Linked DNA regions of Mus musculus: region 2 is linked to region 1. A link is a contact called in ENCODE Hi-C or POLR2A ChIA-PET data. All regions are on one chromosome and are shown on one strand. Each heading gives the region's core, a stretch centred on a gene start or an enhancer-like site at or near the end of the contact. The rest is flanking DNA. Distances are from core to core; before and after follow the strand shown.

Region 1 (3,975 bases), core at 527-3,026:
CATTTATGTCTGTCTGCTTACCACTTGTATGCTGGTACCCTTGAGCTGGAGTCTCAGGAAGTTGTGAGCCACCATAATGGGTCCTGGGAACTAAACTCGGGTCCTCTAGAAGAACAAGTATGTGGTTTTGTTTTTGTTTTTGTTTTTGTTTTTGTTTTTTTGCGTTGTTTGGGGTATTTTGGTTTTTGGGGGGAGTGGCCAGAGGAGTGTAAGACAGGGTTTCTTTGTGTAGCCCTGGCCATCCTGGAACTCACTCTGTTTCCCACGTGGTTAGAGGCATGTGGCACCACCCTCTGGCTGAAGCAAGTGCACCCAGTGGCTAATAATGTCCCTCTAGGCCCCATCCAGAAACTGAGTGTTATATTCTGGGACAGGAGATGGCTCAGTGATGAAGAACACATACTGTCTTTACAGAGGACCTGACTTTGATTCTCAGCAACCATGTCAGGCAGCTCACAACGGCCTGTGATTACAAACCCGTGGATACAGTGCCTCTGGCCTTGGGGATGCCTGCACTCACGTGCATGTACCCATACACATAATGAAAATTAGCTTTCGGGCTGGAGAGATGGCTCAGCGGTTAAGAGCACTGACTGCTCTTCCGAAGGTCCTGAGTTCAAATCCCAGCAACCACATGGTGGCTCACAACCATCCATAACGAGATCTGATGCCCTCTTCTAGGTGTCTGAAGACAGCTACAATGTACTTAGATATAATAATAAAGAAATCTTAAAAAAAAAAGAAAATTAGCTTTCTTTTTTTCTTAAAGACTTGTTTACTATGTATAGATGTTCTGCCTGCATGTATGCCTGCACACCAGAGGAGGGCACTGTATCTCATTATAGATGGTTTTGCACCACCATGTGGTTGCTAGGAATTGAACTCAGAACCCTGGAAGAGCAGCCAGTACACTCAAACTTCTGAGCCATCTCTCCAGCTCCCAAAATTAGCCCTTTTTAAAATTAAGAATTGGTCCAGCATTTGGGAGGCAGAGACAGGTGGATCTTTGTGAGTCTGGTCTACAGAGTGAGTTCCAGGACAGTCGGGGTTGTTAGACAAAGAAACCCTGTATTGAAAAATCAAAACAACAACAAAACAGCCGGAAGAGGGAGACTGCTCAGTAGTTAAGAGTAGTTGCTGCTTTTGCAGAAGACACGGGTTCCCAGTACCTACGTAGTGCCTTACAGCTACCCCTAGCTCCAGTTCCAAAGGATCCAATGCCCTCTTCTGACCTCTTCAGGCACCAGGCACACATGAGTGTATGCATACACATAGACAAAACATAAAGATAATAATTTTTTAAACATTAAAATTATTCAAAACACTTCATAAATACGGGCATTCTCTGTCGCTAATACTTTGGCCTTTTTCTTTGCAAGAATCATCTTTGCAAAGCCAAGTGTGAGCCTGGTCTACAGAGTGAGGTCCAGGACAGCCAGGGCTACACAGAAAAACCCTGTCTTGAAAAACAAAACCAAACAAACAACAAACAAAGTCAAGTGTGATGGCTTTGAACCGCACAGCAGAGGCAGGTAGAGCTCTGAATTAAAGTCCAGTCTGGTCCACAGAGGGAGTTCCTGGACTCCACAGAAAAACCCTGTCTTGAAAAACCAAACAAAGAAAAAAGAGAGAGAGAGAAGAATCCTGTTTTCACAGTCACACGATGGCTTCTGAGATTCTGAAGGGACAGTTCACTTGGCCCTTGTGTACTCACTCTCATTTATGGAGTAATTTCTGCCTGGGACCTGAGGTGCCTGCCTCATTAGGTCACATCCTGAGATGGACCTGGGAACAATAGAGAAGGTTAGCTGTCAGAATGTTACATTTCAAGCCAGATGTGGTGTGTGCTTATAATCCCGGAGCTCCGGGGATTTAGAGGATTGAATTCCAAGCCGCTCGGGGCTGCATAATGAGGCTCTGTTTCCAAAAAAAAAAAAAAAAAAAAAAAAAAAAAATTCCAGCGTGGGACATATGGATGATATGGGGCCTGAGCAAAGACTGTGAGGCAAGGGAGGGCGGGGAAGAGACTGAGGCAACTGGAGAACAAAATTTAAGAGTACAGTCAAGCATGAATTTAAAGAGAAACATAAATTTTAGCTGGGGCAATTGCAAAGATGGTGGGAGTCATTCATTCTGATTTGACGCTTGTGTGAATGGGTTGAACAAGAAACAGCTGTTTGCTGTTTTTTAAAATCGATGTAAATACATCTAAAAATAAGTTACTTTTTTTTGGTTTGTTTGTTTTATGAAATTGTTTGAAAACTTTTGTGCAGAGCAGCACAGGGCAGAGAAAGTGCCCTGATGGTGTTGTGCAGTGTGCACCATTCAGGATTAGTGAGGTGGACTCACCTGTTTAGGGCATCTGACAAGGAATGAGAAAAACTCATTAAAAAGTAATTGTTTTAGGGGCTCGTAAGATGAGTCAGTGGGTAAAAGTGCTTGCCCTCTCCCCCCCCAAAACCTGATACTTGGAGTTCAATCCCCAGAACTCTCATATAAACAAGGTAAGTGAATCCAGGCTCCCTGTATGTCTGTAGCATGCAGATACCCACACATACTAATGATGAAGATACTAAAAGATTAAATACAGTTTTAGAAAGCTTTGACTTCCGAGCCGCTCTTGCCACACAGATCTTCACTTGGAAGCCTCCCTTCTCATGGTTTGCAGTGGTTGTGTGGACCCAGGCCTCACTTCTTAGGTCCGAAGGGCGGATACTGGTGTCCACTCTTTGTTCTGCACGTTATTGACTCTCTGATCTTGGAGAAGCTGCCCAACCTTCTGTGTTCAGGTAGATAAGAAAGTGATCGTTCCGACAGGTCCTTGGGATGGTTAAGCAACTGCGAAGGCAGATTCTTTAGTTAGGTCATTGTTTCTTGCCCCATTGTTTTGTTAGCTTCTGTGGGAGTCTAGCCTTTAAAACCCGGCTGCCATCATTTAACTATCTGGGGAGCAAAGGAAGGGGCTTTCTGGGGAGGGGGGTTGATGGCATAGAGCAGCTGCAAGAGGTAGGCCTGGGGCGGGGGGGGGGGCTTGGGGCCCCTCTCTTTCCTCTGCTGCCTGAACACACTCCCTGAGAACAGCAGGCGCCCAGTGGAAGCTGTTCCCAGCTGTTGCCCCTCCTCTGGCCTGAGAAGTGCCAATTGTATTACATACAGTTTATGTATCAGTCCTCTGTACTGTTTAAATCGGAAAGACAGCCCTTTCCCCAACGTGTCTCCCACCCCCATGCCACTGTATTTGGCTCCTTCTTGTTCCTTGGGTTTCTGCATCAGGGATTTGCCTGTAGTCTGTGTGAGCTACCACCAAAAGGTGGCCAGTACACACATGCTAACTGTGGGGGTGGATGTGTTTGATAACTACTAACAGACATTGTATACCTTGAATATATACACTTCCATTGGTAAGTTTATTAGGAATGAAATGAGAAAGAAACAACAGAAGTACCCAGGTTGCCTATACTGGATTTTCTCCTGGAACCCCTTCCGTCTCTGGCCTCCTGGTCTGGAAGGCTGCATGTTCCTCCAGGCTGCAGTGATGCAGTGGCCCCTGTGTCTACACATAGCCGTCACCCATCAGAACATCCATGACACTTGCCATCCTCTGCAGACCAGGTTGGCCTCAAATTCTGATAAGAGATCTGCCTGCCTCTGCCTCCCAAATTGTAGGATTAAAGGCATGTACCACCACCACCTGTCTGATAAAACATCTTTAATAAGGCAATATAAAAGAAAGCATTTGGTTGGGACCCAGTTCCTGGTAACACACCTTCTCCAATAGGGCTACACCTTTTACTTCTTCCCAAATAGCCAACTGGAGACCAAGATTTAGCTATATGAACCTATTGGGGCCTCTTCATTCAAACATCCACAGCTGTCGGCTCAGCTTGCTACATTGCCAAGGCTAGCCCTGAATTAGTGGAATCCTTACAGTACTAGGATTACACACCACCAGCTATGTAACAAGATCCTTGAGAA
Region 2 (3,975 bases), core at 849-3,348, 39 kb after region 1:
AAAATTACACTTATGAAGAAACAATGAAGTAATTTTATGGTTGGGGGTCACCACAACATGAGGATCTGTACTAAAGAGTCGAAGTATTAGGGAGGCTGAGGGCCACTGCTCTAAAGAGACTAGGAGGTTGGAAATACACTCAGTCTTAGCGTACTTGTCTATAATATGCCCAAGGTCCTGGGTTGGCATTTCCAACAAGAAGGGAAAGTCCTCTTGCAGGGAATAATTGATTTCTGTGTCCTCAGTGCCTTGCACAAAGACCCTGTAGTCAAGATTGTAGTGAATGGGTAAATACATGGGAACAAACAAAAAATTAGCATGATTTCTTGGGTGTTTAGACACTTGCCAAATGTACAGGATATGATACCCTTGTCATTTGAAAATGTTTCGGAATTGCAGGTTGGACATCTTAGAAAAAGCCATTTTTGTAGTTGTAATTGGTGTATATCTAGTTGCTTTTGTCTCTTGTTTGGTGCTTACCTCTGCCTTAATCAGAAATGGAGACAATGATAGGTCATTTCCCTCTGGTAGATAAAGAGCCAGGAAGACCAGGAAAGCACACAGTCTTCTGCTCGTGTACTGTTAGGGACAAAAAACTCTCCATGGACCACCCCAGTTTTGCTGACACCTCTTACCCAGAGCAGGGGGAGGATCAGGCTCTACTTTCTGGATCCCTTTGGGGACTCAGAGGTATTAAGACCTACTGTCCTCCATCTCCATACTTAGGTTTCAGGATTGTCAGAGTTGGCCCAAGCAACCCAGTTTCTGAACGGCCAGGGAAAATGAAATATTTGCACCCAGACCCCACTATTAAAATGGTTGGAACTGGCCTCTGCTGTGGCATTATGCCACTGTGTCACACTGAACTTGCAGGAAGCCTTGACCCCCAGGTTTATGAGCATAGAGTACACCCCCAGGACTCAAGTATAAGTGTCCAGTAAAGAGAGTGAGAGGGAAGGGAAGGGCTGAGGCTGGGCTGAGATGGGGTTGGGTTGGAGCATCAGGTGAGGATGAAGGTTTGAGGTTGTGGTTTGGATGTAGGTCTAAAGCCAATTAAAGTCAAGTTGTGGGTAAACAGATGAGACGGTTTACAGGCAGGCTTGAGGAGGAGGCTGAGGCAGGTTAAGATTGCAGTAGTAATAGGGAATTCATAAAGCTGGGCTTGGGACTGTGCTGGTACCCGGAACAGCATCCAGAGCTCAGAGCCGCTGTGAGGACTAAGGGTAGAGTTAGGGATTCCTCTGTATGTCTGAAGATAGTATTTGCTGTTAGGGTGAAGGTTGGCTTGTGATTTGAGATTATGTTGAGAGTGATGGCAGAGTGAAGTTCAGAATAGGGACAGAATGAGTGCTTTGGGGGTAGTGCTGGTCAGGTTCAAGTGGGGCTCTAAATTATGGTTGGGGTCAGGATGAAGAAGGAGTTGAGATGGGGCTTTAAGGGTTTGATGTGGTACAAAGCAAGAGTAGGATCAGTGAGGAGTAAGGATGATTTGAGGGAAGGGCACTTAGATGAAGGTGGGGGCTTCCAAGAGGCTGGCTTGCGGGTGGGCTAGTGGGATAAGATGGGAGAAGGGGTTCAAGGTGAGGTTAGAGCCAGGGCCTGTACCTGAGCCACCACATGTAGTTGTGCTCGTAGGGGAAGAAGCTGTGCGGGTCGTCGCAGCAGTACTTGTGGTCGCGGAAGCCACAGCAGAAGACAGCAGCCGCTTCGCCCCCTGGCAGCGGGCAGCTGAAGCCGCGCACCACCTCCTGCTCAGCGCTCACGTAGCTCGAGCAGGCGCCGCTCATCGCGCCTCCTTGGCTCCCTGGACGGACGGACCGACAGCGGGTGAGCGAGAGACAACGGCCGGAGACCCCGCAGATCTTGAGAAAGAGCCCGAGGGCCAGGCAGGCAGGGAAGTGCGCAGGTAGAGGCGCTGCAGAGAAAGGCACGGCGAAAGGCGCGGAGGCGCGCGGTGAGGACGGGGCGCCCGGGGACCCGGTGGTCAGGTGCGCGGGCGCGGAGGCAGGGGTGCACGTGGGGACCCAGTCCAGGGTGGGGGCTGCCTCCTCGCCCCGGCTGCCGAGACACCACGCGACAGCCAGAGAGGCAAGGTGGATATTTGAGGCTCTCGCCTGAGCGAGGTACCACCGTGCGGGCCGCCAGGACCCTTCTCTGGGTAGTTGTGTGCTACGCAGAAGACAGGCAGAACGGGGTCCTCTGGGGTTGATGAATAATACTCCATTTAACTGGCAAAGCAACCTGAAGACCAGGGTTTTCATTGTATAGACGGCAGCTGAGAATCAGAGAGAGACAAGTCATTTCCCCAGGCTCCTTAGCTCATGGGATTTCAACCCTGTTGTCTGGCTGACTCTCAGCAAACCTCCTGTATTCCACATTGGCCTGGATGTCTTGATGACTGGCTTCCAACTCCCAAATGCTGGGATTTTGGGTGTGTGTCCACACCCTGCCCTCCAGTAATATTTTCAAAGTCTTGATTGCCTTTCTTTTCCTCTCCTGCTCTCTCTTTGACACACAATGTTCACACACACTCTTAGCACTCCCTGCTCTTGGCCAAAGACATTGAAGCAATTGTCTCAGGAATAAGCCTTTACCCCCACCTCAATTAGGGGTTGCCAACCTTCACAACTTGTTCCTAGACTACAAGGACAGTGTTCTCCTTCCTGTCTGAAGGTGCTTCCGAGCCTCAGTTTCTCCAGTGTACCCTGAGAGGGTGAACAAGGATCTTTGAGGATTTACCCAGTCCCTCCGAGCCTTAGCTCTGCATTTCCACAGAAGAGGATGGTAGGAGATAGTGTGGTGCATCCCTTTGCTGTGGCAGCTGTGTGTGGGATCATGGATCTGCAGGGGGCTGGGTATAAGCCTAACTGACCCCCTTCACGGCTTCTTTTCCCTTTGACCTGTAAGGCAGTTCAGTTCCACAGATGCCATTGTACACCACGCCTCTGACCTGAAGGTCAGATCCGGGCTGGCCCTTGAGAAACAGCTTGGTGGAGGAATCAACAGGGAGGGATCAATATAGGACCAGGATCATAGGCACAGAGGGGCTCTGTGTAAGGGAATAGCAAAGGTTTTAAGAGGGCAATGCTTTTAAAGGTCAGCCAAAACAATAAACAAAAAGGAGCCAGATCTGGTGGCATATGCCACTAGTCCAAACTATTCAGCAGGCTGAGGCAGGAGGATTGCTTCAGTCCAGGAGTTTAAAGCAAGCCTGGCAATACAGATCTCATCTCAAAAATGAGCAAAAACTTACCTTTGGCATGGATGATAGATAATGGTAGATAGATCATTTGCCTAGTATGCATGAGGGCCCTGGTTTTGTTACCAATACCTCAAACCAAGAAGAACTGTTAATATTCCCAGAAAACTCTTCTCTTGAGCTGTTATCACTGAAGACTGGCACTACTCTATTGAAGGCTCATTTTGACCTCTATTTACCAGAAGGGACAAAGGGGAGGAGCCCTTTGGGAAGGAGGGAGGCCTCTCTGAGGTGGACGACAATCCCCTAAATCCTTTCCAGTGAGGAATTAACTTCTTTCTCCTAGAAACCCAGAGGAAGGATCATGCCCTTGAGAGAAACCAGCACAATGTCACACGGCCATCAGGAGCGCTGCCATGCCTGCCTGCCTACCCAGGAGTTTCTTTAAACTCTTGATGGAGCTCATGGGCCGATATTAATAATGGTGTTTAATGGCAAAGTCGGAGTTATTTAGGATCACAAAGACTGTCAGTTACGTTGAATCACAATTTAATCCTGCAGTTTAGAATGTCAAAAGATGGATAGATGTGAGCCTTGAGAATCACACTTTCAAGGTCATTTCTATAGTGACAAAGTTGTAGATGCTATTACCGTGCTTTTGTCTGTTTTGTGTTGTCCCTTGATTGGATTCTAGAAGGAAGAGCTGAAGTGCATTTGGAGGCCGGTATTAACAAGCATGTAGTTTTCCCATACATGTCCCTAGACCATTACGTTAC

What was found. A loop is a pair of places that touch in the nucleus more often than their neighbours do. ChIA-PET counts read pairs that join two places held with the same protein, here RNA polymerase II (POLR2A).
Region 2: a loop to region 1 is called in a map of heart, with 3 times the contacts of the local background. The contact joins the promoter of Shisal2a here to the enhancer-like site in region 1. A Hi-C loop is called at or near these places in 7 of 37 maps with a recorded cell type or tissue (heart and mouse trophoblast stem cell). POLR2A ChIA-PET finds 5 or more read pairs at or near these places in 4 of 5 experiments (Patski and embryonic stem cell).

Annotation. Positions count from the first base shown.
Region 1 is chr4:108,342,920-108,346,894 of GRCm38, forward strand. It overlaps Gm46889 (a long non-coding RNA gene), which reads right to left. Exons shown (of 2, transcript XR_001784545.1): 2 at 2,574-2,838. Among named protein-coding and RNA genes, the nearest start is that of Gm46889, 6.3 kb to the right of the region's middle. Within about 2 kb of position 1,777, at least 1 of the 3 ENCODE cell types and tissues checked has a DNase peak (open chromatin) inside an H3K27ac peak, as active enhancers do; it is heart, where a contact is called at or near this core.
Region 2 is chr4:108,381,557-108,385,531 of GRCm38, forward strand. It overlaps Shisal2a (shisa like 2A), which reads right to left and starts at 2,099. Exons shown (of 3, transcript NM_001099303.2): 1 at 1,606-2,099. The coding sequence starts at 1,787. It overlaps Gm32297 (a long non-coding RNA gene), which reads left to right and starts at 1,667. Exons shown (of 6, transcript XR_003955247.1): 1 at 1,667-1,827.